2 separate regions of the Homo sapiens genome follow, and region 2 is linked to region 1. The links are chromatin loops, found by intact Hi-C in ENCODE. Cell type or tissue: Calu3. All regions are shown on one strand. Links, peaks and the distances in the headings refer to the core of each region. The heading gives the core; the rest is flanking DNA. Region 1 holds the start of GABARAPL2 (GABA type A receptor associated protein like 2). Region 2 overlaps ADAT1 (adenosine deaminase tRNA specific 1).

Region 1 (10,919 bases), core at 1-8,000:
TATGTTTATGGGTGATTTATATATTGCATAAAGCCCAATGATGTCACACGCCTCTTATGTTTAGAAACAAATTTATATTTTTAGCCCGGTGTGGTGACATGCACCTGTGGTCCTGTCCCAGTTATTAGGGAGGCTGAGGTGAGAGGATCACTTGAACCTAGGAGGCAGAGATTGTAGTGAGCTCAGATTGCACCACTGCACTGCAATCTGGGCAACAGAGTGAGACTCTGTCTCAAAAAAAAAATTACTTCTGAGAATAAAACCCCAAAATAAACAGTTGCATTAAGTGTAGGGTGATAAGTCATTAACTGGGGCCAAAGAGCTGACAGCCTGGGCAAAAGGGCCCTAGCTGGTGACTCTAAATCCTGAAGGGTCAGGAGCTGGATTTCTGGCTACTCGGCCCTAAAATCCTGACTTGAGTTACCAGTGTAATCTGCTTTAGGGTTGATTCTCACCACACTGGAAAGGCAAATGGGACTTGGAGAGAAAATGGCTTGAAACAGTCTCTGCTGCCCTGAAAAATCATTTTTCATTTCCAATTCTATTTCTATCTCAGGGATAACGGGGGAGGGGAAGTTGATAAGACCTGTAGCCATTTTAATTGCTAGATTACTGTGGAGCCATCTGAGTAATCTTAAGGTCTCCAGAAGCCTGCTTCATTTCCTTTGAGAAGAACCAGAGAATCAGAATTGAGGAAAATAAACTCAATGCCATAGGTCCTAGTCACTTATTTTCTCCCACTAAGCCAACACCTCCAGGAAGTACAAAACACAGAGTCACCAAGGCTCTGTAGAAGTTGCAGATGTTATGAAAGAAGATTACCTCCCCAAACACGTTAAGGAAAGCCCAGGGTAACCACGGATGCCCAAGGCTTCCTCCCCTGGTGAAGACACAGCCCAGAGGCCTGGGAAGGAAGGTTAGAAGAGCCCCATGGGTGACAAGATCTCCTCAAGCAACACCACAGCTTCCAGAGCTACAGCTGTGGCAGACCAATGGCGTCCAGTGGGCAGGCCCTGGGGTGTCTCCTCAGGTTGAATACTGGCCTTAGGGAAGGAGCTTCCATTTCTCCCCTGCCTTTCTATCAGACACCAGGAAGTAGAGGTGGAGGACACTGGGAAAGAGGAAATCAGACCAAAAAATGGCCAGAGCTTTCCACCTTTAACAGAAATAAGGTCTGGAATTTGGCACAGGCCTCTTCTGGAGTCTTCAAGGATTTTCAACAGGAACCTATTTGGACAACATTGGGCTAGTTCCCAGGGCTTCTGAGAGCCTTCACTTTTAGAAGTATTACTTCTGGGAGTGGTAAATGAAACCTAGATTGGGTCACAAAGATAAGATGTGGCCAGAAACTCACACTCAGGGGAGAGGTGGGGGCTGGAATCTGGATCAGGGCCTACAACTACCCACTCAGTAACGGGAAAGGACTGACCAGGAGGTTAGACGGAGCCCATCCACTTTCCTTTTTCCACAGGGGACTAAAGCTGGGCTGTCAAACACACAGAAAACGGGAATTCTAATGCCTCTGCCTACATTCAGGCCACAAGTTACAGTCCCAAAGATTGCTTCCAGGCAGCACAATAGTCTGACAGTCAAAGCAAGTGCTACCAAGGGAGGTATAAGTCTGTAAAGAGACTTCAGAGCCCTTTACTGTGCCGCAGTCATTTTGTCAGACTTGAGGATCAGGCAGCTATAGACTCTTACAATGTCAAAGAGTTGACCAAGTTTGGGAGCAAGCAAACTGGATGATTAACTGAGTGAGCCTCAGCAGGGCCCACAGGCTCCCAGTGGAGGAGCATGCCAGGACTGCCTTCAGGGAAGAAAACCTCATTTCAGGCCTCAGTTCTACCTATAGCTTAAGACTAAATAAGTTCTCAACCGTTTTAAAAGATTCTTGGAGATCTTAGGCTGAGTTTCATCATTTTTTTAAAAGTCCAGGCCTTGTTCTATTTTCTGAATCCAAAATGCACTCTTATGTATTGCAGCCATTATTTTCCTGGAGCCCCTGATGTCAGGGAGCATAAAATCCAGATTTCTAGTCAGGACCCCTAAGAGTTTTCAGACTTCCAAAGTTTTGGAGTTCCGTAAGCAGCCAACCAGATGTCTAATACCAGAGGGCCCATCTAGTAAACACCTCTCACCTGGACTGTGGGACTGTCTTATCCACAAACAGGAAGATCGCCTTTTCAGAAGGAAGCTGGATCCTTTTCCTGATGATCCACATGAACTGAGCCACAGTGATATCAGATGGAACCAAGTACTTCCGTTTGTCAATGTCAACAATCTGAGAGCCTGAGACCTTTTCCACAATCACCTGGGAAAGTAAAGAGAGGTCAGGACTGTGTTTCCTAAAGCGAGGCTCTGGCCTCACATGGCTGAGGAGCTGATGAACAGAGTGTGGGCAAGGAGGTGGGTGGGGAACTGCATAGCAGGAGAAAATATGTCTTTGGCTTAATAAACCACACGCTCTGGAGGTTAAGAATTGATATAAATGTGTTACAGGGAAACAGTAAGTGCTTTTCTGTGGTCAATTATGTAAGAGAAATGCAGCCCTTACCACTAAGCTTTTCCACATTTTATCTGGGCAGACCTAAGAATATCTGGGGAGGGTTTCATCCATGGCCCGTTACTCCAGGACCCCAGAATGGATCCACCTTCACACTACAGGAAACACTACTGTGTTCCCAAGGAACACAGGAGACAAGAATGGATGGACTAATTGGAATGCCTGGAATTTTAGCCAGCCAAGAACCAAGTTCTTCATTTGGCCTGTTGCTCCTCTCTGAACAAGTTTCAAATCCGTCCCTCCTACTCCTTTCCCCAGACAAATTATTCACAAGCAAAGAGCTACAATAACAGGCCTTAATGTCCATTAAAAATTAATAACGATTACAAAACTATCTCCCCAACCATGGAAGAAATATAACATTATATTTATTATTGACTAAGAAGAAAATATGGCAGAAGGGGTTTTCAGCGGCTTTTCACATTATTTTGGTCAGGCAAGGATGACAGGGTCAAGGTGAGATAACGGAGCTAGAAGTTAGGTAAAGATGGAGACAAAGTAAAAGATGAACGTCCTGAGACTCAAGTACCACTTCCAAGACCAAAATGACAGTCTCCCTCCACCACCATTCCCAAAAGTGGCAGTGACCTGTTGCCCTGTCCTAGAACATCGTTCCTTACATAATTGGCCAGGGAGCCCCGAGGCTGCAGACGGCTCGCTGGCCTAGATCGGGAGATTCAGCACTGAGGCACCCTGAACAGCACCAGCCCGAGCCCCTCACGCCCCGGCCCTGGGCGGCCTCATCCCGGTCTGGCCCGTCAGCTACTGTAACTGGGACTGGAACCTCAACTTGTCAACTGTTGAATGGCCTGGGGCCTATCACGGGTCCCAGACGACAGAGGTGACAGCGAGGTGAGGGGGCGGAGAGTCCACTCACCGGAACCCTGTCGGGATATTTCGCTCGAATCTTCGCGGACTCCACGCATCTGTGTTCTGTGGGAGAAACAAACGGGGCTGACGGCCGCGCCTGCCCACCGGTCGGTTCCCGGCCCCCGGCCCTCCTCCTCCTGCGCCCTGCGTACAACCCAGGCCCTGGTTCCGGCGTCCCCGGGGCCGCGGTCCTGTCCCCTACTAGCTCCCAGCAAGGCCCGCGGAGGGTGACATGGGGTCAGGGGGCCGCTGCCCGAGGCACCAGGGCATGGGCGACTCCAGCCCGCAGCAGGGCATCCGCCCCGCTCCACTCGGCCCAGGGCCGCCCGAGTGGGGGAGGGGGCCCACCCGCCGCCCCAGCCCCCAGCAGCCGGGCCGACGACCAAGTGCTTACCCAGCGAGTGGTCCTCCTTGAACATCCACTTCATGGCGGCGGCGGGAAGGGGACGGAACCGGCTCGCGGAGCCGCGGAGCTCAGCGCACCGAGCACAACAACAACGACGGCGGCAGCGGCAGCGGCAGCGACGGCGGCGACTACACGGCAGGCGGGACTTCCGGCTGTCGGAGCCTAGCAACCGGCCGGGGGCGGGGCTTCCGGCGCCATTTGTCAGGGCGCCACGCCAAGGGGCGGGGCCGCACGTAAAGGGGCGGGGCCGCGGAGGACCCCTTTGGGGGCTCCTGGGCTGCGGTGGCGAAGAAGTTGGTTATGGGGACGTCTGTGAGCAGTATCTGCGACATTGCTCGCAGGAATGTTCGGGGAACTGGTGACAGGAGTGGGGTCTCGGGAGCGTTGGTGGCGGAAAACGTCTGGCTGATAGTGTAGGGCTCTTACTGAGGGCTGTTTGGGGGTGTGGCTGATAGCTGAGGGCTCTTAGAGCGGTTCATAGGGGAAGTCTGGGGAATTGGTGACAAGAACGGTCTTTAGGGGTAAGAATGACATAAGGAGGGCTTTCTAGAGCTTGGCGATAACAAGGGAGCTGTTTAGGGCGTTGACAGTTTGGGGAGTATTGCTCGGAGTGGTGACAGGTTGGGGGCTCATTATGGGAGGGGAGGGTGTTTGAGGACACTGTTGGAAGCGGCACTGAGGACAACCCGGAGGTCCGTATTAGGGACAGCCGTAGTAGGTTGTCTTGGACCTAGAAATTGAATTTAAACAAATCCCGTTTTCTTCCTTTATTCGTGAATAAATATTTGAATAAACATTTACGAAAAGGTATCACAAATGCACATTTGAGGCGGGGTACGGTGGCTCACGCCTGTAATCCCAACACTTTGGGAGGCCGACGCGGGTGGATCACCTGAGGTCAGGAGTTGAAGACCAGCCTGGCCAACATGGTGAAACCCCGTCTCTACTAAAAATACAAAAATTAGCCAGGCATGGTAGTGGGCGCCTGTAGTCCCAGCTCCTCGGGAGGCTGAGGCAGGAGAATCGTTTGAACCAGGGAGGTGGAGGTGGCAGTGAGCCGAGATCACACCACTGCACTCCAGCCTGGGCAACAGAGCAAGACTCCGCCTCAAAAAAAAATGCACATTTGAGGAGTGTAACATCACTGATCACAGACCCCTTAATTTTAACTGGCAGAGGAGTTAGAGGTGACTGTCAGACTCGGAGAATTCCCCTGAGAGCTGGTCATGAGATGGGTTTCCTTATTTGGCTGTGGGAGTGGTTTAGCAATCACAGCCTGAGCTGTGTGTGTGTCACCTGCCCGGACATATGCTTTGAGGTTCTCCAATCAGTGATGTAATGCCTTTTTTCCAAGCAGACTCATCAAGGCAGTCTGGTCTGGGTCACCATCTGTTTATAAGCTGCTGAACATGTAGCAGGAATATTCACTTAATTGGGCACATGAACCCTGCCACGTGCTTGTGATTCTGATGCACCTGTAAAGCCTGTATGTTTGAATGTGGTAGTTCATCATTTCCTACACTGGAAATTCCTGATCGATGCTGTGGAATCTAGCTTCATTCTATAAGTATTTTTGTTATTTTAAGACTGTGTGTCTGAGTAACTAGAATAGGTTTTTTTGTTTCTTTGTTTTTGTTTTTGTTTTTTGGAGACAGGGTCTTTCTCTGTCACCCAGGCTGGAGTTCAGTGGCACAATCTTGGCTTACTGCAGTCTGCCTCCTGGGTTCAAGCGATTCTGCTGCCTCAGCCTCCTGAGTAGCTGGGACTACAGGGACACACCACCACACCCAGCTAATTTTTGTATTTTTGGTAGAGATGGGGTTTTGTCATGTTCGCCAGGCTGGTCTTGAACTTCTCACCTCAAGTAAGTGATTTGCCCGCCTCGGCCTCCCAAAGTGCTAGGATTACAGGTGTGAGCCACTGCATCTGTTTGTTTGTTTTTAATGAAGTGGAAAAAATCCTTTGAATTTCCTACTTAGAAATTATTGTTACATACAAGAGCTCTGTGCTAGGTGCTGGGGAAAAACAGTGAAGAAGACAGATGACATCCCTATTCTCATGGGTGGCAGCATGAGATATTCTTGTCCCCCTGACATATTCTAGTGGGATAAGACAAAAAATAAGTATGTTAGGTAATGATAGGTGCTATTTCGAAAAATAAAGCACAGTAGGTGACTAGAGAGTGTGGTGGGATGGAATGCTAATTAGATAAAGTGCCTGGCATATTCTAGGGAACCCCTGTGGCTGGAGCTGAATAAATGAGAGAGGAGAGTGTGTTATGAGACAAATTCAAAGATATCTAGAACAAAACTGTGTTGAGCTTTGAATTCCATGCAAAGAGCTTTGGATTTTATTTAGAATGAGATGAGAAGTCAGTGTAGGGGTTTAAGCAGAGACGTAACACAATCTGCCTTTCCTTTTCAAAAGGCTAGCTTAGTAGACTGTAGGCGCTGAGGGTGGAAGCAGGGAAATAGTTGAGACACTATTGTGATAATCCTGGTGAAAGATGATGTTGGCTTTGGCCAAGGTGGGGTCTACAGAGGTGATGGGAAGCAGTTGTATTCTGGATATATTTCGAAGGTAAAACTGGTAACAGTTGCTGATAGATTGGATGTAAGACATGAGGGACAGATCAAAATCAAGGTTTTTGGAAGGATGGAATTGCCATTTACTGAAATAGGGTGGAGCCAGCTTGGGGAGTGAAAAACAAGAGTTTGGTTTTTGAGATATTAAATATGAGATGTCCAAGGGACATACACAAGTGAAGATGTAGAGTTGGTGAATGGTGCTATGAGTCTCAAATTTAGAGAGAAATATTTCAAGCTATTAAACTGGGTAAGATTAGGTAGACAGTGAGTTTAAAAATGAAAATACTTGGCCGGGTGCAGTGGCATATGCCTGTAATCCCAGCACTTTGGGAGGCCGAGGCAGGTGGATCACCTGAAGTCAGGAGTTCATGACCAGCCTGACTAACGTGTTGAAACCCCGTCTCTGCTAAATACAAAACAATTAGCCAGGTATGGTGGCACATGCCTGTAATCGCAGCTACTTGGGAGGCTGAGACAGGAGAATTGCTTTTACTTAGGAGGCAGAGGTTGCAGTGAGCTGAGATCGCGCCACTCCACTCCAGCCTGGGCAACAAGAGCGAAACTCCGTCTCAAAAAAAGAAAATACCTATTTTACAAATAGAATTAAACACTGAAGAATGAAGATGGTTGTTCACCATCTCCTAGTCAGTGAACCAGTGGAGGAGTTAGAAATTGGACTCAACACCCCTGCTTCCCTTTACAGAGCTGGTCATTGCATCCTAGTCCAAAATATATGTATATTGTCTTGCATGTGAAAGAGCTGAGAACACTTCTTAGGGGAAAATTTCACTGCACACCAATTCATAGACATGTCTTTTGATGGTCTCAATGATGTGCAATGCATTTTGGTCTTCCATCCTTACCTACTTTCTTGGTGTGTTTTCCCAGTTCACCATTCTAATTGACTTATTTCATCCACCTTGATGATATGTACCACCTTCTTTACATATTGGGTCATTGTATTTAGCTATGGAATGTTCTAAGGACACTGGATGCCTTCCTTGAGGGAGTGGTTAGTTAAGGACGTAAGTCAGGAGGAGAAATAGGATAATGAATATATGCAACGTAATTACACATTAACAAATCTATAAAACACAGAGAATGAATTTCAAATGTTGGAGAGGTATGTGAACATGGATACTGAGGCATTGCTAGGGCAATAGGGGCCAGCACAAAGCCAAGTGAGAATTAGCAAGGAAGACTTCACAGAGAATGTGAATCTTCTGTTGTAGAGAGAAGGGTACATTTTCATTGGGTAAACTTTTCCTTTCCAGATAAAAACAAAGGCTGGGGTTGGAAGAGGGAACAGAAAAGCAGTATAGATAAGTAAATAAAATGTTGGAAAGCTTTGAAGCAAACATTCAGAAGTTCTAACCTAATTCAGGAGACCCTGAATAAGAGCTCCTATAAAGGAGAGAAGAACATGATTAAAATGTGCAATTTGGGGCTGGGTGCAGTGGCTCATGCCTGTAATCCCAGCACTCTGGGAGGCCGAGGCAGGTGGATCACCTCAGGCCAGGAGTTCTAGACCAGACTGGCCAACATGGTGAAACCCCGTCTTTACTGAAAATACAAAAATTAGCCAGGCATGGTGGCACGCACCTGTGGTCCCAGCTACTCAGGAGGCTGCAGGCATGAGAATCGCCTGAGCCCAGGAGGTGGAGGTTGCAGTGAGCCAAGATAGTGCCACTGCACTCCAGCCTGAGCGACAGGGTGAGACTCCATCTCAAGAAAAAAAAAATGTGGCCAGGTGCGGTGGCTCACGCCTGTAATCCCAGCACTTTAGGAGGCCAAGGCAGGCGGATCATGAGGTCAGGAGTTCGAGACCAGCCTGACCAATAAGGTGAAACCCCGTCTCTACTAAAAATACAAAAAAAAAAAAAAAAATTCACCAGGCGTGGTGGTGAGCGCCTGTAATCCCAGCTACTCAGGAGGCTGAGGCAGGAGAATCGCTTGAACCCGGGAGGCGGAGGTTGCAGTGAGCCGAGATCGCCCCACTGCACTCCAGCCTGGGCTACAGAACAAGACTCCATCTCAAAAAAAAAAAAAAAAAAAAAGTGCAGTTTTAAGAGGATGACTCTTTTTGTCCTCAGAAATAAATTGTATGAAAAACAAGAACATTGTGGAAGTGGAAACTGAGAAGTCAGTTATCAGTCATGGGTGTATGGAAATGACACATATACACAGATCTTTAACATTTTTAAATCTATACTTTCTCTTAAAGAATTGAAATAAAACTACAAAACGAGCTTTCTCAAACCATGGAAGCAAAGAGTAAATAGTATCCATTATTACTAAATACTTTTGCAAAGTTCATGGCATCTCAGGGAAGGCTGAAGCACTTGGTACACCTAAATTCTTAGTAGTCACCTCCTTCTGTTTCAGGAGTGACTTTGGTACAGTATCTGTTTCCTTCCATTGAAAGAAGGAGCTTTGGAGGCAAACACTTCCTTCCTCACAGGATAGTGACTCTCAGGAGTCGACCCTAGATCCATCTATTCCAGAAGACCCCTGTGGTTATATAAATAAATGAAAGTCGGCTGGGCGTGGTGGCTCACGTTTGTAATCCCAGCACTTTGGGAGGCCGAGGTGGGCGAATCATGAGGTCAGGAGTTTGAGACCAGCCTGGCCAACATGGTGAAACCCCATCTCTACTAAAAATACAAAAAATTAGCTGGGCGTGGTGGCAGGTGCCTGTAATCCGAGCTACTCAGGAGGCTGAGAGAGGAGAATCGCTTGAACCTGGGAGGCTGAGGTTGCAGTGAGCCGAGATCACACCATTGCACTCCAGCCTGGGCAACAACAGTGAAACTCTCTCTCTCAAAAAAAGAAAGTCATCCACTTAAAGCATAGATATAGTGTGTCAGAATCAAACCATAGATTTAACCTTAACAATTGCTATATTTAAGAACTATGTTGAGGCTCAGTGTGGTGGTCCCAGCACTTCAGGAGGCCGAGGCAGGTGGATCTCTTAAGCCCCAGAATATGAGATCAACCTGCTAGCCTGGGCAACATGGCGAAATCCCATCTCCACCAAAAAAACAAAAACGAACAAAAACCTATGTTGAGGCCAGATACAGTGGCTCACACCCGTAATCCCAGCACTTTGGGATTACTCAAGAAGGATACTTGAGCCCAGGAGTTGGAGACCAGCCTGGGCAACATGACAAGACTTTGTCACTTAAAAACAAAATTTTTTTTTAGATGGAAGCGCCTAGGCTGGAGTGCAGTGGCACGATCTCAGCTCGCTGCAACCTCTACCTCCCGGGTTCAAGTGATTGTCCTGCCTCAGCCAAAAATTTTTTTAAAAATTAGCCGGGAATAGTGGCCTCAGCTATTCAGGAGGCTGAGGCAGGACAAGTACTTGAGCCCAGGAGGTAGACAGAGGGAGACCCTGTATAAAAACAACAACAACAACAAACTACATTGCCACCCCAGAAAAGCTTTTAATCAAGAACAAGTAGTATTGAACCTGATATTTCAAAAGCATTTTGTGGCTGATGACGTTGTCGTCTTGGACTGTAGTAAGGACCCTAGGATGGTTTTCCCAAATGGGCAGTCTTGACCTCTCTATTAAGTCTGTGATGTTAGGATGTCAGCTGTTCTCTTCATCTAAAAGCCACTTCGAGGTTGCTTTCAAAGTAGTGGGAGTAACTACTGGACTCCACCCAGCACAAACCTCACGCCATCTCCTGACACTGCAATGTGATCCTTCAGGGCTTTTTTTTTTTTTTCCCTTTCTTCAGACAGTCTCGCTCTCGCTCTGTCACCCAGGCTAGAGTGCAGTAGTGCAGTCACTGCTTACTGCAACCTCTAACTCTTGGGCTCAAGCAATCCTCCTTTCTTAGCATCCCAAAGTGTTACTGGAAAGGGGTCCCAATCCAGATCCCAAGAAAGGGTTCCTGGCTCTCAACACAGGAAAGAATTTGGGGCAAGTCCACAGAGTAAAAAAAAATGGCTACTCCATAGACAGAGCAGCAGTATGGGCTACTCGACTGAGTAAATTTATAGTTATTTCTTGATCCATATGGTAAACAAAGGGTAGATTATTCCTGACTTTTCCAGGAAAGGGGCAGAGATTTCCCCAGAACTGAGGGTCCCTCCCCTTTTTAGACTATATAGGGTAACTTCCGGACATTGCCGTGGCATTTGTAAATTGTCATGGCACCAGTGGGAGTATCGTTTAGCATGCCAATGCATTACAATGAGCAGATCATGAGCAGTGAGGACGACCAGAGGTCACACTCAAGGCCATCTTGGTTTTGGTGGCTTTTGACTGGCTTTTTTTCTTTTTTCTTTCTTTTTTTTTTTTTTCTCTGAGACAGAGTTTCGTTCTTATCACCCAGGCTGGAGTGCAATGGCGTGATCTCGGCTCACTACAACCTCCGCCTCCCGGGTTCAACTGATTCTCCCTCCTCAGCCTCCAGAGTAGCTGAGACTACAGGTGCCCGCCACCATGCCCAGCTAATTTTTGTATTTTTAGTAGAGACAG
Region 2 (11,409 bases), core at 1,307-9,306, 51 kb before region 1:
TTTTTTGTTTTTTTGAGAGGGAGTCTCGCTCTGTCACCCAGCCTGGAGTGCAGTGGCACAATCTCGGCTCATTGCGACCTCCGCCTCCCGGGTTCAAGCGATTCTCCTGCCTCAGCCTCCCGAGTAGCTGGGACTACAGGCACGCGCCATCACGCCCGGCTAATTTTTTTGTATTTTCAGTAGAGACAGGGTTTCACCACGTTGGCCAGGCTGGCCTCGAACTCCTGACCTCAGGTGAGCCACCGCGCCCGGCCTTCAGTTTGGTTTTACAGTGCTTAGCTATGTCTATCACAAGCTCATCTTCTACTGGGAAGCTTTTTGTATAATTGAGTCCAAATGAGATCAGGATGTGCCTAGTGAGCATTGATAGGGCCAAGAGTGAGAGATTTCCCTGCAAAGTATCCTAGGGATCTGCTTGATGGTTTTTTAATTCATGGCTTTCTATGCCCATTACAGCCCTCCCCCTTTCACCCCCACCACCAGGTAGCTCAAGGCAAATTAACCAGGAAAATCATCAAATGTTATTTTTTGTAATAGTAATCACAGTTGACCTTAATTATGCTCAACATAGTAGCAATTGCTTTTTATAAGTATTACTTATTTAACCCTCACAGTAACCCTAAGTATTATTTAATCTTCACAATAATCTAAATAGGTTAGATACTATTGTTATCACTATTTTGACAGATGAGGAAACAGACCCAGCAAGGTTAAGTAGTCTATTCAGCATCACAGTTAATTTGTGGCAAAGCCAAAATTAGAACCCAGAAAGGGTGAATCCAAAGTCCACACCCTTAAGTAGAGCTCTATGAGAACACGTAACTGCTGAGAAACATTTCAGTGGGGATTTACTAGAGGGCGGTAGAGAAACACTCTGCTGTAGGGGAAAGGAGAAAAATAAAATGCCTGGAAAAAGAAGACAGATAAGAACATCTGTCCAGAAAGATAAACCTTATACAGTGAGGGTCTGCCCAAAGCAAGTGAGTCTGCAACCCTTTACATGCCGTTTCCAGTGAAAACTGGAGTAGTGAGGACATTTCCTTCTCGTGTCCTTTAATGTTGAGTAGAGGATGCAGACTCCTTAGAAATGTATCAGATATATAACATTAAGAAAAACTTGAAACAATAATTTTGGGGATTGGTAGAATTTGGGGTTTCTTTGATCTTTCATTAAAGATGAAAAGGGGGCAGGGAGATAGTAGAAGAAAATGATCCATAGAGTTCCAGATAGGGAAACCTCGGTCTGCTCCATTTGAAAGACTCGAAGCATGGATATGAGAGGCTGTAGCATCGTGCACTGGTTCTCCTTTCCGTACTTCTGATGGTTGTGGTTTTTGATCAAGGTCTCAATACCAGCTCAGACCATGTGGACCGCGGATGAGATTGCTCAGCTATGCTATGAACACTATGGGATCAGGCTGCCCAAGAAGGGGAAGCCTGAGCCAAACCATGAGTGGACATTATTGGCAGCGGTGGTGAAGATACAATCTCCAGCTGACAAGGCCTGCGACACCCCTGATAAGCCGGTGCAAGGTGAGACTTTTTCTTCTTGGCATGCTCCTCACTGTGAGAGATGGTAAAATTATGCATTGCTGTACTGTGAGGGTACAGTCGTGGGTAGGGTGTGAACTACGATGTTAGGCATATGTGCTTGTCCTCTGCTAGGTGACGCAGTACCTCTGATGGCGGGAGACCGCCATGCTGGAACCGCAGACCTTGGTTGAGTGGGCCTCTGGGAATCCCCTAGAGGAGTGTGCAGGCTGATCACACCTGAACACCGGGGAACATTCCGTTTCTCAGAACTCACACGATTTGTTTTTTTCCCACAGTGACAAAGGAAGTTGTGTCAATGGGAACAGGAACAAAATGCATAGGACAGTCCAAAATGAGGAAGAACGGTAAGCACGGGTGGGAATCTAAACAAAGATTTAGCTTGAAACCAGTGTCCATGTTTTACTCTCCTTGTCAGGGAAGAGGGGCCATGTCAGTTGAGGTGCATGGCATTTGTTTCCTACTGACTATCAGTCCAGTTGGAAGGACCGTACTCACTTGGAGAATGGAAATCCACCATCAAAGCGGAGGCCTCTAGGAACATGCTTTCCGAATAACTGAAAGTTAACCAGTATTTTCATGCTCAAACCACAGAGTCCCTGGGTTTAGCTATTCCACATTAGGTCTGGAAGGCTTTGGGACTCTATAGCAGGTAGAGGATGCAGCTTGAGTGGCTTCTGAAGCCCAAGAAAGCAATCTTTTTTTTTTTTTTTTTTTTTGACTCGGAGTCTCGCTCTGTCACCCAGGCTGGAGTGCAATGGGGCAATCTCGATTCACTGCTCTGCAACCTCCCCTTCCTGGGTTTAAGCGATTCTCCTGCCTCAGCAGGCACCCACCATCACGCCCAGCTAATTTTTGTATTTTTTTAGAGACGGGGTTTCACCATGCTGGCCAAGCTAGTCTTGAACTCCTGACCTCAGGTGATCTGCCCACATTGGCCTCCCAAAGTGCTGGGATTAAAGGTGTGAGCCACCGCACCTGGTAAGCAATCTTGAATGACAGGAAGCTTTGGGCCTCAACAAGAATATGAAAATTCCTTAGAGATCTGGGGGTTTTTATTTGTCTGTTTCAGTGGTTTTTTTTTTTTTAAGAGACAGGGTCTCACTGAAGTACGGTGGTACTATCATAGCTCACTGCAGCCTTGAACTCCTGGGCTCAAGTGATCCTCCCACTTCAGCTTCCTGAGTAGCTGGACTATAGGTGTGCACAGCTATGCACACCTATGTGCAGCTAATTTTTTTCATTTTTATTTTGTAGAGATTTGGTCTCACTGTGTTAGCCAGGCTGGTCTCAAACTCCCAGCCTCAAGCTATCCTCCTGCCTTGGCCTCCCAAAGTGCTGGGATTACAGGCATGAGCTATTGCGTCCCTGGCCGAGATCTGGGGTCTTTACCTCTTCTAGCTAGCAGGTTCCTCTTTGAGTTGGCTTCTACCATTCTCCTTGCCTTAACCTCCTGTATATGAGGAACCTGTTCCAGGATCACTGTGGATTGGATTAGATGGAATTGTACCACCATGAGCACAAGTAGGATACTTCTGTACAAAAGATCTAGACCTTTGTTCTCCGAATGAGGTTTTTCTATAAATTAATGTTTCTCACCTGGGGGTGATTTGCATCCCAGAGGACATTTCGCAATGTCTAGAGACATTTTTAGTTGTCACAACTGAGGGAGGGGTGCTAGTGTCATCTCATGGGTAGAGGCCAGGAATACTACTAATAAACAGTCTACAGTGTATGGATGGAATAGATCCCCCACAACAAAAAATTTTCTGGCCCAAAATGTCTACAGTGCTGGGTTGAGAAACCCTGCACCTGATGCATTGTTATTCATGATTGTGGTACCTTCTGGCAAAGCTCTCCAGGAGCTACATGACCATCCTGGGTGCTGGTGGGACTGCTGTGTTCTGCTTCTAGGAACCAGACCCTCTCCAGCTTCCATATGTCTTCACCTGGTGTCCTATCTTTGCCGCAGGAGACATCCTCAATGATAGCCATGCTGAGGTCATAGCCAGAAGGAGTTTCCAAAGGTAAAGCCACATCTCCAGAGTATGGTTCAGCAGGACTGGGGTGGGAGTCCCGGAATTTACTTTTTTTTTTTTTTTTGGGGGGGACAGAGTCTTGCTCTGTTGCCCAGGCTGGAGTGCAGTGGCATGATCTCAGCTCACTGCAACCTCCGCCTGCTGGGTTCAAGCAATTCTCCTGCCTCAGCCTCCCAAGTAGCTGAGACTACAGGCCCGTGCCACCATGCTCAACTAATTTTTTGTGTTTTTAGTAGAGATGGGGTTTCACCATGCTGGCCAGGCTGGTTTTAAACTCCTGACCTCATTATCCACACGCCTCAGTCTCTCAAAGTGCTGGGATTACAGGTGTGAGCCACCGCGCCTCACCCAGAATTTACATTTCTAATAAGCTCCTAGGTAATACAGATGATATTAGTCTGTAAACTACACTTTTGAGTAGTAATGTGGTCTAGACTAGTGGTTCTCTCTTTTTTTTTTTTTTTTTTTTTTTTTTGGACACAGGGTCTTGCTCTGTTACCTAGGCTAGAGTGCAGTGATGTGATCTCAGCTCATTGCAGCCTTGGCCTCCTGGGACTCAAGCAAGCCTCCCACCTCAGCCTCCTGAATAGCTGGGGTTACAGGCGCATGCCACCACACCCAGCTAACTTTTCCTGGGTTTTTTTTTTTTTTTAAAGACAGGGTGTCACTATGCTACCCAGGCTGGTGTTGGATTCCTGGGGCTCAAGCGATCCTCCTGCCTCAGCCTCCTAAAGTGCCGGATTTACAGGCATGAGTCACAATCCTGGCCTGGACTAGTGGTACTCAAACTTGATTGTACATCAGAAGAACCTAGAAGGCTTGTTAAAACCCAGATTGCTGAGCCCACCACAGAGATTCTGATTCAGCATATCTAGGGTGGAACCTCAGAAATTGGGTTTCTTCTTTCTTTTTTATTTTTCTAAAAAAAAAAAAAGAAACAAAAATAGAGTCTCACTCTGTCACCCAAGCTGAAGTACAGTGGCAGAATCATAGCTCACTACAGCCTCAAACTCCTGGGCTTAAGCAGTCTTCCTGCCTCAGTCTCCCAAGTAGCTGGGGTTACAGATATGAGCCACCGAGGCCAGTTGAAATTGGAGGTCTAACAAATTCCCAGGTGATGCTGATGCTGCTGGTACAGGGACCACACTTTGAGAATCACTGGTCTAGAGCATTCTCATAATTCCCCATCACTACCAGTCCCATTAGTCTACAGTAAGCTGTCTTAGTAATCACCCAACCAGAGGCTTTCCCCTTACCACAGAGATCGGTTGTTCATCCTAATAACATCTTGCAACCCTTAGGTACCTTCTCCACCAACTCCAGTTGGCAGCCACCCTGAAAGAGGATAGCATCTTTGTCCCAGGAACTCAAAAAGGAGTGTGGAAACTTAGACGAGACCTCATTTTTGTGTTTTTCTCCAGCCATACACCCTGTAAGTATATTCAAGCCTTTGGATTAATGTTACATGAACTACTTCCTTATGTTTGTGTTATCCATAGGTAGGTTTTTTCCTAAAAAGCACTAATGGCTGAAGTAGCCACAGGTAGTCACAAGTAGCCACAAGTAGTGACAGTGCCTTTTTATGACAGGCTAGTGTACCTAATCACTTCTAAAGGTTTCATCTAAAGAGAAGACAGAGGCAAGGGGTGCAGAGTCTCACTCATACTATTAGTCAATTCTCAGAATCAGGATTAGGAGCGTAAGGCTGAAACCTCACAAGATGTGAAGCCAACATGGGGCTTGGAAATCCTATAGTGACTTATCCTAAAACTCATTTCGTTCATTTAGTCATTGAACAAATACTTTCTACTATTTGTCAGGCACGATATGACATACTGAGTATACAGAAATGAATAAGACTAGCATATTGCTTACCTTCATAGTCTTTTAGGAAATGTAGACAGTCATGGTTAGTTAGGGTAAATTTTGGTGGGTTATAAGGGTATGTTCAGGTGCTATGGTTGCATAAGACAGGAAGACCTAGCCTGGGGTGAAGGGGGTGTCATTTCCGTCTTTTGTTTTTCTTTCTTAAAAATTGAAAATAACTTCTACCTTTTGTGGATAACAACTCAGGATGGCAGCAAAATTTTCTCACCCTAAAACCTTTGAAATAAGGATATAAGATTAAACCTTAAAACTTTTAAGCTTTAAAGCTAACACATGCAATTAGAGCAGAGATAAGAAATCACTATGAAGAAATAGAATAGCTGTGTAGATTTGATCATAACTCAAATTGAAAATATAGATACAGCTTAAGAAAGAATGAGGCCAGGCACGGTGGCTCACACCTGTAATGCCAGGACTTTGGGAGTCCGAGGCGGGCAGATCACTTGAGGTCGAGAGTTCCAGACCAGCCTGACCAACATGGAGAAACCCCATTTCTACTAAATATACAAAATTAGCTGGGCATGGTGGTGCATGCCTGTAATCCCAGCTACTCGGGAGGCTGAGGCAGGAGAATCATTTGAACCCGGGAGGCAGAAGTTGCAGTGAGCCGAGATTGCGCCGTTGCACTCCAGCCTGGATGACCCGGCAAGACTCAGTCAAAAAGAAGGGAAAAAAAAAAAAAGAGAGAGAAGAAAGAAAGAGTATGAGAAAAGAGTTTTAAGAGTCAAAGCCCAGAAAAATGACAGGTAGGCAGCACTCATCCTTGCTCTTTTCTTAGCCGTAAGGGCCCTAGTCCAAGGCCCAAAGGTTGTTTCCTAATCAGCTCCTCTCAAGCTGTAATATGCACATGAATCTCCTGAAGAACATGCAGATTGAGATTCATTAGGTCTGGAGTGGGGCCTGAGGTTCTGCATTTCTAGCCAACTCCCAAGGCATGCCAGCAGTGTGGGTCCATAGACCACACATTGAGTAGCTAGGACCGGGGTGATCCCAGTGACAGCTATAGCCTTATTGTGGAGAAAGAAGCATCTGAGGATCACAGCCTGATGGCCTAATCCAAACTTGTCTAACCCACGGCCTGCCTGGCTACATGCAGCCCAGGACAGCTTTGAATGTGGCCCAAGACAAATTCTTAAACTTTCTTAAAACATTATGAGATTTTTCTTGCGATTTTTTTTTTTTTTTTTTTTTTTTTTTTTTTTTTTTAGCTCATCAACTATCGTTTGCGTTCGTGTATTTTGTGTGTGGCCCAAGACAATTTTTATTCTTCCAATGTGGCCCAGGGAAGCCAAAATACTGGACACTTATGTAGTTTGATTATGCCCTTATCAAACTCCTTAAGTCAGTGGTCAACAAACAGGTACTGATCTGTGAGAACAGTCCCTGAAAAAAACCAAGAAAGCTCAAGACTATGTAGTGAATTTTGCAAAACTAATTTCTTTCACTTTAAAGGAAATGAGAGTTTTTTTTTAAGTGATGGCGATTGAATTTTTTTTTTTTTTCTCGATCTCGGCTCATTGCAATCTCCACCTCCCGGGTCCAGGCGATTCTCCTGCCTTGGCCTCCCAAGTAGGTGGGAATATAGGCATGCGCCACCACGCCCGGCTAATTTTTTTGTATTTTTAGTAGAAACAGGGTTTCACCACATTGGCCAGGCTGGTCTCGAACTCCTGACCTCAAGTGATTCGCCCACCTCGGCCTCCCAAAGTGCTGAGATTACAGGCATGAACCACTGCGCCTGGCCGGTAATTGAGATTTTTAAAGATCTTCCTTGATGGAATAAAAAGTTGGCAACCCTCTGTTCATCTTAAAAATCTTCAGGAAATTTTGCTGGTAATCTTTTAAAATGTGATGTCCTCCCATGGTTTGTCTGCAGAGAGAGAGAACATTACCTAGAGAATGTGCCTCTCTGGCTCCCTTGGTATTTACATCCTATGAGTAATTAATAATTTGTTGGCTGGGTTAGCTACTTCAGGCTCTTATGAGTTTTATTAGCATGAGTCAGGCTCTTGCATTCAGGCATTCTGTCAAGATCCAATTTCCAAGCCTGCAGAGTGGGAGATGGACCCTGGTGAGTTCTCCAAAGTCACTGTGACCTTGTGAGGTCTCTGGAAGTCAGCCAGCCAACCTCTCCAGATGTATTCCCACTTCTGTATCTCTTGCCTTTCCCACTCTTGAGTTATAAAGATTACAGATGTATTATTTATACACTTTAGAAAAGCAACACTCATCAGGTTAGTGTTTGAAGAAATCTTTCGCTTCTCAAGGGAGAGCTGTGGTTCTTACTGACCTCTAGTTTTCTTCTGTTTCCTGTAAGGACAGAGGAGGTCAGAAATCTCTAAACCAGCAAGAGGAAACACTGGAAATTTTGGAAACATTGGTTTAGACTAGGTGTGTAATTTACTTTAGAGTCTTTACTGTGGGGCCATGCATCATAAAATCTCCAAGATGGGGAAATTCTGAGCAATGGTTGCCAAATTTCTTTTCCTTTTTTTTTGAGATGGAATCTCCCTCTGTCACCCAGGCTGGAGTGCAGTGGCGCATTCTTGGCTCACTGCAACCTCCACCTCCTGGATTCAAGCGATTGTTCTGCCTTAGCCTCCCGAGTAGCTGGGACTACAGGTGCGCGCCACCACACCCGGCTAATTTTTGTATTCTTAGTAGAGACAGGGTTTCACCATATTGGCCAGGCTGGTCTCGAACTCCTCACCTCGTGATCCGCCCACCTCGGCCTCCCAAAGTGCTGGGATTACAGGCATGAGCCACCGCACCCTGCCTGCCAAATTTCTTTATGAAATAAACCACCCACTTTTGTTTTCCAAAGCATCTTAGGGAATAGCATTTCACAAAATGCACTTGGGAAACCTTGTTCATTCTAAGCCAGTGGTTCTCAGTTTGGAAAGTTTTGCTCCCCAGGAGACTTTTGGCAACATCTGGAGACATTCTTTATTTTCATACTGGGACTGGTAGTCCTATTGGCATTTAGTAGGTAGAGACCAGGTATGCTGCTAAATATTCCGTAATGTACAGGACAGCCGCCACAGCAAACAGTGATACAGTCCAAAGTGTCATTAGTGGCCGGGCACGCTGGCTCACACCTGTAATCCCAGCACTTTGGGAGGCCAAGGTGGGCGGATCACTCGAGGTCAGGAGTCACTTGAGGTCAAGACCAGCCTGGCCAACATGGTGAAACCTCGTCTCTACTAAAAATACAAACATTAGCCAGTCGTGGTGATGTGTGCATGTAATTCCAGCTACTCGGGAGGCTGAAGCAGGAGAATGACTTGAACCCAGGAGGTAGAGATTGCAGTGAGCAGAGATCACCCCACTGCACTCCAGCCTGGGCAACAGAGCCAGACTGCATGTCAAAAAAATGTCATTAGTACCGTGGTTGAGAAACCCTGGTCTAAACCCATTTTTCCAAAAATTCCTAGTGATAAAAATTAGCTCAGATCTTTGTTAAAATATTCCATTTTGCATGCCCTTCTCCAGAAATTCCAACTCACTGGGTCCAGGATAGAGTCTTCAACAAGAGCCCTAGAGGATTCTTATTAGGGAATTGTGTGCATGTGCTCTTAACTCATCTCAGGTCAGCTGGGAGAATAGATGAAGTCAGTAGTTCTCAAACTTGAGCTTGCATCAGAATCACCTGGAGAGCTTGTTAAAAACACACTGCTGGGCTCTGCCTCCGGAGTTTCTGATTCAGCAGGTCTACTGTGGGTCCCAAGAGTTTGCATTTCTGATGAATTCCCAAGAGATCCCATTGTGGCTGGTCCAGGGACCTCACTTGAGAACCATTTGTTTAAGTGGGTTCATTCTCTGCAGGTGGGGATGCCTCCATCATTCCGATGCTTGAGTTTGAAGATCAGCCTTGCTGTCCTGTCTTCAGAAATTGGGCCCACAACTCATCAGTAGAAGCCAGTAGTAACCTGGAAGCTCCTGGAAATGAAAGAAAATGTGAAGACCCTGACAGTCCTGTAACCAAAAAGATGAGGCTTGAGCCTGGGACTGCAGCCAGGGAGGTCACCAACGGAGCAGCTCACCATCAGAGTTTTGGCAAGCAGAAAAGTGGCCCAATCTCACCAGGCATCCACAGCTGTGATCTCACTGTAGAGGGACTGGCTACTGTCACCAGAATAGCCCCTGGTAGTGCCAAAGTGATAGACGTTTATAGAACTGGAGCCAAGTGTGTACCTGGAGAAGCTGGAGACTCCGGAAAGCCGGGTGCTGCGTTTCACCAGGTGGGGCTGCTCCGAGTGAAGCCAGGCCGTGGAGACAGAACACGCTCCATGTCCTGTAGTGACAAGATGGCCCGATGGAACGTCCTCGGATGCCAAGGGGCACTGTTGATGCACTTGCTGGAAGAGCCCATCTACCTGTCAGCTGTGGTCATTGGGAAGTGCCCATACAGCCAGGAAGCCATGCAGAGAGCACTGATTGGAAGGTGAGAGGGTAGGGAGGGCTCAATTGGAACAGTCATTCCAAGAGGCAGTCTGAGGGTAAGGCCTAAGAGCATTAAGAATCTCCATACCTTTTGATCCAGCAGTTCCACTTCCAGGAATTTGTCTTAAGGAAATAATTAAAGTATTTGAACATTTAGCTTTGTATATAATTTTTTTTTGTTTTTTAGAGACGGAGTCTTGCTCTGTCACCCAGGCTGGGGTGCAATGGCGTGCTCTGGGCTCACTGCAGCCACCGCCTCCTGGGTTCAAGTGATTCTCCTGCCTCAGCTTCATGAGTAGCTGGGACTACAGGCATGCGCCACCACGCCTGGCTAATTTTTGTATTTTTAGTAGAGACGGGGTTTCACCATGTTGGTCAGGCTGGTCTCAAACTCCTGACCTCAGGTGATCCACCCACCTCGGTCTCCCAAAGTGCTGGGATTACAGGTGTGAGCCACCGCGCCCGGCTAATAATTTTTTTAAAGAAGAAAAGTAAACAACTGAAATGCCCAGTAATAGGAAATTAAGTGTTTTCTTTGTTGTTAAAAATAGTATTGATGAATGGCTGGGCATGGTGGCTCACGACTGTAATCCCAGCACTTTGGGAGGTCGAGGGGGGCGGATTGCTTGAGCACAGAAGTTCTAGACCAGCCTAGGTAACATGAGGAAACCCCGTCTTTACAAAAAATACAAAAACTAGCCAGATGTGGCACGCACCTGTAGTCCTAGAATAGGGCAGCTGAGGCAGGAGGATCACCTGACCCTGGGAAGATTGAGGCTGCAGTGAACCAAGGTCATTCCACTGCACTCCAGCCTGGGTGACAGACCCTGTCTCAAATAAAATAATAATATTTATGAATATTTAATATGGAAACATGTCTATACTGTTTAAAGAACAGTTTAGAAGATAAAAAGCCAATTTTGGTCTTAAAGTACATCCACACATAAGAAAAATTATAAGAGGATGAGCGCTAAGGTATTATTAATAATCTCTGAGTTGTATTATGGGTGGTTTTTTTCTTCTTTGTTTTTAATATATTTTCTGATTTTTCTACAGTGCACATACATTGCCATTATATATGTTTTTTAACCCTAAACATTAGTTTGGGGCTTTCAGAATGTTTTTGTAGTGACAAGGTTTCACTGGGTCTCACCCAGACTGGAGTGCAGTGGTACAATCATAGTTTACTACAGCCTCCAGTTCCTGAGCTCAAGTGATCCTCCTGCCTCAGCCTCCTGAATAGCTAAGATTACAGGCATAAGCCACCACACTTGGCTGATTTTTAAATTTTTTTTGTGGAGACGGGGTGTTATTGGGTTACCCAGGCTGGTCTTGAACTCCTGGCCTTAAGTAATTCTCCCACCTTGGCCTGCCACAGTGTTGGGATTATAGGTGTGAGCCACCTCACCCAGCCCTAAACATTAGTTTTAATTTTTTTAAAGTTAAAAGTCAAAAGATGACCACTCAAGTGTGGTCTCCCTAAAGGAGG

The links. Peaks named below come from ENCODE experiments on the same cell type or tissue, not always from the same donor. Only the 100,000 strongest peaks of a DNase experiment are listed, where the experiment ranks them.
Region 2: it touches region 1 in a loop (2.8-fold over the local background); 70 of 110 quality-filtered maps call a loop at or near these places.

The regions. Positions count from the first base shown.
Region 1 is chr16:75,559,429-75,570,347 of GRCh38, reverse strand. It overlaps GABARAPL2 (GABA type A receptor associated protein like 2), which reads right to left and starts at 3,969. Exons shown (of 4, transcript NM_007285.7): 1 at 3,828-3,969; 2 at 3,441-3,496; 3 at 2,139-2,311. The coding sequence starts at 3,861. RefSeq lists enhancers at 854-953, 2,754-3,507 and silencers at 3,497-3,906, 9,983-10,277. In Calu3, for the core only: no CTCF peak of the experiment used is centred there; DNase peaks (open chromatin) are centred at 3,347, 4,017 and 5,127.
Region 2 is chr16:75,610,755-75,622,163 of GRCh38, reverse strand. It overlaps ADAT1 (adenosine deaminase tRNA specific 1), which reads left to right. Exons shown (of 10, transcript NM_001324445.2): 2 at 1,344-1,533; 3 at 1,830-1,898; 4 at 3,524-3,578; 5 at 4,892-5,022; 6 at 9,303-9,921. The coding sequence starts at 1,365. Among named protein-coding and RNA genes, the nearest start is that of ADAT1, 6.8 kb to the left of the region's middle. RefSeq lists enhancers at 1-129, 130-650 and a silencer at 719-1,013. In Calu3, for the core only: no CTCF peak of the experiment used is centred there; no DNase peak of the experiment used is centred there.